Regions from separate parts of the Mus musculus genome. Here region 1 is linked to region 2. Evidence: chromatin contacts called from ENCODE Hi-C or POLR2A ChIA-PET data. All regions are on one chromosome and are shown on one strand. The core of a region is the stretch at or near the end of the contact, and the rest is flanking DNA. Distances in the headings are between cores, read along the strand shown. Region 1 holds the start of Son (Son DNA binding protein). Region 2 holds the start of Ifngr2 (interferon gamma receptor 2).

Region 1 (5,290 bases), core at 1,888-4,387, 100 kb after region 2:
GGATAGCAGGCATGTGTCATTATACCCAAATTTAAACCTTGAGGTGGCACAGAGAACAGGCATTAACAGTACACAATTTCTCTGTCAAGGGCCAGGAAATAAATATATTTGAGGGCCATCTGTGCATTGTCCAAACTATGAAGTTTGTATTGTGATGTTGACAGGACATAAGTGAGTGTACATCACCCAGAGGAAGGATTTATGTCCACAGTGGGCAGAGGTCCTTGCCTAGTCAGCACTCTAAGCAACAGGAAGCCATTATGCACAGGAGGGCCATAACAAACTAAGCATATTTTGGGCACTGCAACTTCAACCAGTTTCCTTCAATATTTTTTCCCCTCTGTATCCCTGGTTGACTGAGAACTTGCTACAGCAGGTCTCAGGGCTTCAGCGAGATCCTCTGGCCTCTGCTTCCCTAGTGCTGAGATTACAAGCATGTGCCACCACATCTGGCTCCTCCCACCAGTTTTGTTTGGTATCCACACAAAAACAAGTGGCAGAATCATTTGTCTATTGTCTACAGCTTGCAGGCTTATGATTTGAGATCTTACGGGAGTCTCTAGATTGGAAATCTATTAGAAACCACAATTAAATACTAACATCTCATTTGAATACAAGCATTTGTTAAAAGTTTAGTTCTTAAGAATTAACTGGGGGCTGGTGAGATGGCTCAGTGGGTAAGAGCACCCGACTGCTCTTCCAAAGGTCAGGAGTTCAAATCCCAGCAACCACATGGTGGCTCACAACCACCCGTAATGAGATCTGATGCCCTCTTCTGGTGCGTCTGAAGACAGCTACAGTGTACTTACATATAATAAATAAATAAATCTTTAAAAAAAAAAAAAAAAAAAAAAGAATTAACTGAAACAATTCTTTAAGAAAAAAAGGTGTGTGTGTGTGGGGGGGGGGGGGCTGGAAAGATGGCTCAGTGGTTAAGAGCACTGATGAGGTCCTGAGTTCAATCCCCAGCAACCACATGGTGGCTCACAACCATGTGTAATGGGATCCAATGCCCTCTTCTGGTGTGTCTTCAGACAGTTACAGTGTACTCACATACATAAAATAAACAATTCTTTAAAAAAAAATATTGTATACTACAAAGTACCCAGAAATAGGAAGTACTAATTTGCTATGTGTTGTTACTTCATATACCTAATTGATACCTATTGCTTAGAATAGAAGCCTTGTGTTCAAATTCTAGCACCAATAAAAGGAGGGGGGGGAGCAAAGATATTATCAAGATATTTACTTATGTAGAAGATGGTTACGGAAAGAAGAAAACTGAAATATGTAAATTCTAAATTGATCCTTTACTTTGGGATTACATATTTAAGGAAAACCCAAGCAGACTGGTAAGGTTAAGAACACTTAGTTCTCTTGCAGAGGGCTGGGGTTTAGTCTCCCAGCACCCACAAGGTGGCTCACAAACATCCTAATCTGGGTCTGGAGACTGAATGCTTTCTTCCGGCTTCTTTGGGGCGTTCATTGTATGCACGTGGGCACAAACATACATGTAAGGGACAACGCTCCTACACATAAGATAGACTTTAGTTCAATTCTGTGTCATTTTCTTAGAGAAATAGCTGAAGCCATTAAACTTTTTAAAAAATCTAACTTGAATAAGAAAGCAGTGCAAGAAGACAATTTTCATTTTACTAGTCAGGATCTGTGAAATAGCAGGACTGGTCTCTTCACCAGCAGCGGCTGGGTGCCTGGGCTCCGGTGTCAAGGCCTTACTAGCCGGGAGACTCGGAGAGTCTTTTGTAACTTCTTGGGTGTCAGTTAACTAACAGGCAATTTATAGCGAGAACAAGAGAATAGGGTAAGGAGAGAATAAAAGAATCGGTTAAAACCACTTCCAAATATTTGTTTTGAAAAAGTAGAAACCAAATACGAAAGTGGTCCAGGTAAATGGTTAGTTACTGTGATAAAACTAGAGCGGATAAAAAAACCATCGGTGTACAGGGTCTGTCTTTACAAGGCAGAGATGCACAGAAACCTGGACCCGGCCTCAGAATTAGAAAGCTGGGAAAGAACTACCTGGCCGACCTCCATCAAGGCCGTGCAAAGCACGTGGGCTTTTCGCCAGTCACGCCAGTTTCGTTTCAAGAGTAGCACCGGTCGCTGAGGTTAAACCCATGGGTCAAAGCGTTTAGGCAGTCCACGCATCATCTTAAGAACTAAGGCATTCACGCACCTGCAAGCCCCGCCACGCAGCTCCGGCTCGCACCCGCCACTCGCACCCGCCGGAAGTTGGCCCGGGGAATCCAGCGCGCCCCGGCCTCTGCCCCGCCTCCGATGGACTCGGCTGCTCATTGGCCGCAGCCCGCCTAGGTCCCCGCCCGCGAGGCGACCCGTGGGGGTTCCTCCCGCCTTAGGGTGCGGTCGGAGCCCGCTGCCTAGCCGGGCTCAGAATCCCTGGCACCACGATTAGAGCTGATGATGCTCGTCAGGGGCTGTCACTTAAGGTCCCTGCGTTTACCCCAGAGCCTCCTACACTGGGGGCAGAGCCGAGGCTGCCTGACTGTGGCTGCTCACCAAGCGCCAGGGCGGAGCGGCCAGGGCTGGACTCCGGAGCAGCTCAAGCGCACTGCGTTTAGAACGCAGGTCGCTCAGACGCTCCAGCCTTTGCTAAAAACTACGCGAGGCCGGTTATAGCAAGCATCGAGGCAGAATGGGAATGGCTCCTTTCCAACTCATAGTGGGGACGCGGGACGGGGATTTCTTTCTCATGCACGTCTCCCTGACCAAAGTAAACTTGGCGCTTGCAACAAACGCGTTCGAGCTCCGTGCCGGACAAGCCGAGGCTTTTCTCGTCCCCCAGCTTTTTTTTTTTTCCATGGCCTCTAATCTCAGGCATTTACTCCCTATAGAAAGCCTCTTAGGAGTCCCCGCAGGCTGAGGGGATCAACAGCCGAAGCTGTCGCGGTCGCCTCGGGAGCGACTTCTCCTGTAATGGCGCCTGCGTCAACCACTAACATGGCGGCCGAGTTCGTGCGCGGCGCAAACGTCAGCAGCTCTACCCCGGCGGCTCAGAAACAGCGGAGGAGAGCGGGCCGGTGTTCGCTGATTGGCTCGTGGGTGGAGCGAGCCCGTGCGGACGCTCCCTCACGAGCCAATCAGGAAAGGGATAAAAGGAATTGGCCGCTGCGCCTCCTCCCGAGGCATGCTGGGAGCCTGGAGGACTAGCGAGGAGTAGTTGAGAGAACGGAGCGGACGCCATGGCGGCCGACATCGAGCAGGTTTTCAGGTCTTTCGTGGTCAGTAAATTCCGGGAAATACAACAGGAGCTTTCCAGGTAAACGCTTCCCAGACTTTTCTGCTCCTCGCGGGCTGTTAGGGCTTCATCTAGCCTCCCGTGGCATCTTTCACGGAACGCCGTCGTTTCTCGGCTCAGGCCCCGCTACGGCCCCGCCTGGGCCTGGGATCCATTTTCCGCCCCCCCCCCCACCCCCCCAGTTCCCCGTTCGTTCCTTTCGCGAAAGATCGTCTCTTCCGCGGTGTCGCACACGCCGTTTCTTTCTTCCAGTTAAGACGGTCACCTTTCCCTCGTTTGGACACCCCCTACCCTCCAGCTACTCGGAGGCCCGGCGTCCACCAGGGACGGGCCTAGTTCCCTTCCCAGCTCCTCCTCCGCCGCCGCCTTTCCCCTCCCCCTCCCCGCCTCCGCGCATTTCGCCGGCCGGTGTCTATGGCCGGAAAGGGTCTCTAACGGCCGCTTCTTGGGTAACCTTAAAACTTCTTTATTATTGTACGCTTGCGATCGTTTGGCCACCGCAGTCTATTTATTAGACGATTTGGGCCCCGGTTACTGCTCTGTGCTTCAGACCGGATTAGCACTCTTTTCACAGTTGTAAATTGAAACATCTCAGTTCGATGTAAGATACAAGATCAAATATTCGAGAGGATGATAGGAGGGGGCTTTGGAACTGCTGGATGCGTAATTTGATTGAGTAGAAAGTGGAGTATGTGTTATTTTTGTTATTTTTCCTTGCTACCCCGACTTAACGGACGGATTTTTGTCACTGCCAGTAGACTTCAGAGGTTAGCCTTGGTTCTCAGAATTTAATGTTGAAGAGATCTCCTCAGTTGTTTACTTAGGAAAATAGTGTGGGTTATGTTATAACTTAAGGAAATATTCAGAGGTAAATATTTTTTACTTTTATTTTTTAACGAATGGTTTAAGTTGAGAACAGAGCAATACATAAGTTAGAAAAATCATCTGATAAGCAGTTGTAAATTATATGCCCAAATTACCTGGGACTGTGGATAGAATAATGTTAATCATATTTTATTGCAGAAATTGTTTTTTTTTCAAGATAGGGTGTTTTTGTTTGTTGCTGTTTTTGTTTTCTTTCTTTTTTTTTTTTTTCTTTTTTGTGGACAGGCTCTAATGTCATGGCTTACAGCTTTGTAGCTGAAGCTGCCCTGTTGTCATCTTTCAATCAATGGTGGCGTCACAATTTTTTTTTTAAATAAAAATATTTATACACTGTGTTGCTTTTTAACATTTTGAGACATTGGGTATTTTTTTTTGTTTGTTTAATGAGATGAAACATAAACTAAGGGAATATCATTTTACCTGGAAACCTTTGATTTTTGAGTCAGGGTCTCACTAGGTAGTCCTGGCTGACTTAGAATTCACTGTGTAGATTAGGCCGGCCTTGCCCTAATAGGAATCTGCCTGCCTCTGCTGGGATTAAAGGCCAGTGCTACCACCATTCTGAAACTCAAGCAGTCTCTTGTACTGGTTGTATTTACTTTTTTGTAGGGTGGGGGTTGGAGACTGGGTTTCTTTGTGTGGCTCTGAAGACCAGGCTGGCCTTGAACTTTAGAGATCCACCCGCCTCTGCTTCTGTAAAAGGCTTGTGCCATCGTGCCCTTTTAATGTGTTTTCTCTTAGTGTGGTCATTTTGTATTGTATTTTAGACATAATAGATTATGAGCAGGTTTGTCCTTCAAAGTCTCAATTATTGGAACACTTTTCATAACTACATAAATTCCTTTTTAGGATATTTATTGTTGGACAGATAAATGGTTTAAAATTCTAACTGCTTTTTAGTAATTGTAATTAACATTCTGGTAGCTTTAAGGAAAATTATTTTTTATAGATTGATTTGACTTTTCTTTTCTTTTCTTTTCTTTTCTTTCTTTCTTTCTTTCTTTCTTTCTTTCTTTCTTTCTTTCTTTTTTTTTTTTAAAGAAAGCTCTCCCTGCCTCTGCTTCTGCTTCACAGTGCCTGAATTGTCCTCCTGCCCAGCCCTAGATGACTGGAACAAACCTCTAATCC
Region 2 (5,326 bases), core at 695-3,194:
GGACACTTCCCTATGTGAGAAGTGTGTCAGATAGAAACTTCAAGAGGAAAGACACAGAAGCCTTATCAAAGTGGCTAAAATCTCCTACTTTGCAGATCTCCAGGGACTGGAGATTCGCTCAGCAGTTAAGAGGGCCTGATGCTCTTGCAAAGGCCCAGAATTCCAGGACCTCACAGCCATATGTAACTTCACTTCCTGGGAGGTGATAATCTCCACAGGGCCCTGCACACACACACACACACACACACACACACACACACACACACACACACATAAATATTTTTGAAAGCATTGTGATTGTGTTCATGCAGTGCTGGGACCAGTCTTTGCTCTCATGGTTTTGGAAGATGCAAATAAAACACCCTAAGGTTTAGTCTTTTGCTGTGTCCACAATAAGCCTACCTCCAAAGGGGAGAAGCAATGGGGAGGTAAGAGAGAGAACACAGAAATGGCGGCACACAGCACAATCAAAGCAGTTGCTCAGAGGGACAGACAGAGCCAGGAGTGCTACACACACAGGAAATGCCAGACCGGAGTTCCTGTTATCTTCCGCTGCCAGCTGCCAGATCTCAACAGAAGACTCAGCTATCAACGACATCAGGGTTCCTCTAGGCAGGAAGGGCAAGAGAGTGGATGCCAGCACCTAGCTGGCCTTGCCCTGACAAAGTTGCCTTGGGGAAAGGAGAGAAACGCTTGTCTTTGGGGGGTTGTATGCTTGAGGCATGGGGTACAGATCCAGGGAATATGCCCTTAGCACTGTGCTGAGGGAGGGAGATTCTAGACAGGGGTGTGGTAGGGAGTGGGGTGAGGCAGTAGTAGCACTTCCAAAGGCTTACCATTTGGGGTCAAGACCACAGGCTGAAAAGCTTAGTGATCACAGGTCCTTCGTGGCTTTAGCTGAGTCCTTTTCCTTACCCTGTCTCATAAAAATAAAACATGCCGGGGGCAGGGCACGGGGCACTCAGAGGGGTATACTTATAATCCACAGCCTGTGTGGTTAGGTTTTCTCTCCTCTGCGGTTTTCAACACGTCCTGTTGAGAGGATCCCCACAGCCCTCCTCTTCTCCTTGGCATGTAAGTACATTTCTGGGTCTTGAAATTCTCAAGTCATAGTTCAAATTTTTGCTAGATAATTTCATCACGTATTTTTATAACAGGCCAACTTCTGGAGCCACAGGCACAAGGGAAGGGTTTGGGGGCCCACGACTAACCCCTGAGAGGTAGAGATGTGAGGATCTGTGAAGTTCAAGGCCAGCTTCAACTACAGTTTAAAGTGGCTTCCTAAGACTGAGGCCTCAGCGGTTAGGAGCAATAGCTGCGGTTCGATGACCCCTTTCTTTGACTCTTGTCTCCCTCTAACCATTCCTTTCGTTGCCCCCTTTTTTGTGGCCGAGGTGTGAACGTCTCTGCCAACAGGCTGGCCACTGGGGAAGGCTCAGGCTGGGAGCCTATCCCTGCCCTGCTCTGGGGTCACTTCCTCGTAGCTTCACAGCCACAGAGGGCCAAACCCACAGACTATTAAGCAACCAGTACAGTTCCTCTAGCTTTTCTTCCTCTGTGACACCACGGCCTAGAGGGTCCTCTCTGCTATACCCTTAAGTAGCCCTTTGCTTAAAAGGATTCAAAGCTTAGCACGATCTTTCCGGTCATTAAAGAGAACAGAATTCAAAATAAATGGGTCCTTAAATCGTACGTGGCGGGAGTCCGAAGTGGGGTGGGGTAGGGTGGGGATGGGTGTCCACGGGTCTCTCCAGAAGGATGGTACTAGAGATCTCTGGCCACACATTGGAGGTCGGCTCGGCGAGGTGTGGCCGGAGTCACCGGGGCTGTGTGCTGGGCTGCGGGGGCCGCGGTTCCCGGGAACACCGGGGAAAGTCCCCACGGGCCGGGCGGGGGCGGGGCCGGGCGCGGTGGGGGCGGGGCGGGACGCAGGCGGGGCGAGGCGGCTCTGCGGCTAGGCTGGGGAAGAGGCGGGCGCTCGGCTCGCCATGGCCGCTGCGGTGCGAGTCTGAGCGGCGTCCACCCCGCGGTCCCGGGCCGCCCGGGCCATGCGGCCTTTGCCACTGTGGCTGCCGTCGCTGCTGCTCTGTGGGCTCGGTGCCGCGGCGTCCTCGCCAGGTAAGCGCGACCCAGGAGACCCCCCACCCCACCCCCGACTCCTCGGGCTCTCCTGGGTGTCGCGTCCGCGCGTGGGTGGCTCCGGGAGCTTGCACCCGGCACAGGGTGGGGTTCTGCAGTCGTTCCCGATCTGCGGGTGACCGCGATCGGACGGGGCACCGACCAGGAGGAATCTGCAAGAGGGAGCTGCAGTGAGTGTAGCGTGGACCACGGGGAATTCCAGGCCTGGAGGTGGAGAGCCCAGTTCGTCTTTGGCTCCTTGGTGCCAGGGAGATCAGCTGACGGGCAGGACCAGTATTTGTCTGGGCAGCCTATAAAATCCTCGTACTCAGTTCCTCGGGATCTTATAGATGGGGAGCAGAAATGCCTGTGTCCCCTCCAGTGTATGGGGACAGAGGGTCAGCTGAGGCACACTTTTAATCTCAGCTCTATCCTACTCCGCCCACACAGCCCTTTACCGGGGTTCAACTTCCCACTTTTGTCACCAACCTGACTGTATTTATGAGCCAGTCATCAAAACCAACAAAAGAAAGACATCACTAACCAAGAACATTCTTCCTACGTGATTATATTTTGCTGGGTTCTTTCCCGTGCAGAGATCATATCAAAGCTTGGATATCTGGAGTCCACAGTGGTAGTGGGGTGCACCCTTGTGAAAACACAGAACTCAGGATGAGAAAAAGGGGTCCTGAAGTTTCTGGCCGGCCGGGCCGGCTTGGTTTACTCAGTGGGTCTTGCTGTTGTTGTTTATTTTGTTTTTTTTATAGTTTGGCCATTAGTTAAATAAGCCTACGAATTGGGACGTTCCCTCCCATTGGAAGTGGTGTTGAGGAGTTAGTTGGTCCTCTGTCAGCATCCCTGCAAAGGCCCTTAAGTTCCCTTTCTCCTTAAGGGCAGAGGAGCACAGGAGGATGAGTGGGTTACGCAGTTAACTTGTTCTCCTGGAGTCAGACAAAGACTTTAAACCCTGGCTCTGATGTTCCCCATTTTGCCTTGAGCAATCTGTGTCTGACACACCCACACACACAGGTCTCCTTTGGAGGAGAGCCTGCGATTGTCTGAGATGTCTGTGAACTATGTGTTCAGAAGTTGATAGGCGTATTTAGAAACTTTACAACAGACATTTTTCTAATGATTAACTTTTTATTATGCTCCACAAAAGTCGTGGTCTGTGGCTCATTAACAACAAATTGGATCCTTAGATATTTTGAAAATGGTAGCCTTTTGTAAATTTCTTAGACTCTCATGCCACTCTTAACGCGAAATTTTCACACTTTTTTTTTAAAAGAAAAACTAGGATATGTTTAAAAGAAACCCTTTTAGTCACAGTGCAGAGTGAAAATATTGACATTGTTCTTGCGGCCAACAGGTAATGAGAAGATTCCCATAACTGTTCCATAGGTTATGAATGGCCCTCAGGAATCATAAAATTGCTTTTAACAACATATTCATGTTTTGCCTGCATGTCTATGTATGTCTATGCACCACTTGAGTTCCTGGTGCTTACGGAAGCCAAAAGAGGCCATCATATCTCCCAGAACTGGAGCTATAAATAGTTCTGAGCTGCCCTGCTGGGGCTAGAACTCTAATAGAGTAGCAAGTGCCCTTAACCACCGGGCCATCTCACAGCCCCGGAAACAAGGCTTTGAAAGGAACATTTGTAAAACGCTCCAGGGAGTCAAGGCTAGCATATCAATACTGTACCCCAAACAGGCTGGAGTTACTCTCTGTTGCTTTGTTAGGTGGCAGCCATTTGCTGTAGATCATAAAAACAAAACAAAAAAGAATAATTGATAGCATGAGACTCTTTAGTTATTCAGTTTCCTGCACAGAAGGATCAAGGCTTCTGCTTGTAGCCATGGCTGCTCTTTGTACTGTGGAGTAGCCGTGTGTGAGCATGTGAGTGTGTGCGTGTATGTGTGTGTCTGTGTGTATGTCTCTCTGTATGCAACTCTATGTGTGTGTGTCTCTATGTGTCTGTGTGTGCATGTGTGTCTCTGTGTGTAACTCTGTGTGTCTCTATGTATCTGTATGTGTGTCTGTGAGTGTATGTGTGCATGTGTGTCTCTGTGTGTGTAACTGTGTGTGTGTCTATGTGTCTGTGAGTGTATATGTGTGTGTGTGTCTCTGTGTCTGTGTGTAACTCTGTGTGTGTGTGTGTGTCTATGTATCTGTGTATGTGTGTATGTGTGTGTTTGAAGGAATATCCAAACCAATGGGTGTTAGGGAATTTCCTGTTTGGGTGTTGTCTCTTCAGGTGGAACTGTCTTGTAATTGGATAGGTGATAATCCTAGCTCCCATTTATTGAGACAAGCTGCTAAGGGCTGTGTGTATTTTCTCTCTCTCTCTCTCTCTTTTGTTTTTGTTTTTGTTTTTGTTTTTCGTGACAGCGTTTCTCTGTATATCCCTGGCTGTCATGGAACTCACTTTGTAGATCAGGCTGGCCTCGAACTCAGAAATCCACCTGCCTCTATTTTCTCTCTTTTAATCTTCATATTTTACTGCCAGGAAGAGACAAATGATCTAGGGAGAAAAAAAAAACCCACTTGCTGTGGGGATTTACTAAAAAGAATCACTTCCTGGTTCTGACTGAAGGGTGAGGACTGTTTATTTCCCTGTCACATTTAAGTTGCTGGAGGTGAGGTCATTGGTGTCAGGTCTAATTCATGTGAGGCTGACCAAGAGGCATAGAGAGAGGCTAGAACCAGGGAGTGGGTATAGCCTTCAAAGACCTGTCTCTGCCGATCTGTTCCTTCACGCAGGCCCTGCACTTACAGGCTCCACAGCCCTCAAAATAGCCTCACAGGCTGGAGACCCGGTATTCAAAGCCTGTGGGGGACCTGTCAGCCCCTAACAATAATGAGACTCCCACCAGGCCGCAGTATTTGCTGTCGGATAAAGGGCCTCACTTGTCTGGAATCCTGCCTTGAGCCACAGGATCCCGTAAGCCCCCACCTGGGCCTCGGTTCCCTCATAAAGAACAGAACTTCTTCCCATAGAGCTGTGAGAGGCAAACCCAAGATCCGAAGTAAAAAGCAAAGCTGAGGAGATAGCTAGGCAGTGGTGACTACGAGCACTCACTGCTCCTGCAGAGGTCTGGGGTTTGGTTCCCAGCGCCCACCCACCCACGTAAGATGCTGTCTGCCCTCCTGGCACCTGCAAGCACATGGGACACATAGCCACACCCACATACACATAAATAATGAG

What was found. Hi-C counts contacts between places; a loop is a spot of excess contacts on that map. ChIA-PET counts read pairs that join two places held with the same protein, here RNA polymerase II (POLR2A).
Region 1: a map of heart shows a loop between it and region 2 (2.0-fold over the local background). The contact joins the promoter of Son here to the promoter of Ifngr2 in region 2. A Hi-C loop is called at or near these places in 1 of 37 maps with a recorded cell type or tissue (heart). POLR2A ChIA-PET finds 5 or more read pairs at or near these places in 3 of 5 experiments (Patski and embryonic stem cell).

What each region holds. Positions count from the first base shown.
Region 1 is chr16:91,644,687-91,649,976 of GRCm38, forward strand. Son (Son DNA binding protein) reads left to right here and starts at 3,138. Exons shown (of 12, transcript NM_178880.4): 1 at 3,138-3,298. The coding sequence starts at 3,222. It overlaps Gart (phosphoribosylglycinamide formyltransferase), which reads right to left and starts at 2,286. Exons shown (of 22, transcript NM_010256.2): 1 at 2,198-2,286.
Region 2 is chr16:91,545,115-91,550,440 of GRCm38, forward strand. It overlaps Ifngr2 (interferon gamma receptor 2), which reads left to right and starts at 1,945. Exons shown (of 7, transcript NM_008338.4): 1 at 1,945-2,118. The coding sequence starts at 2,049.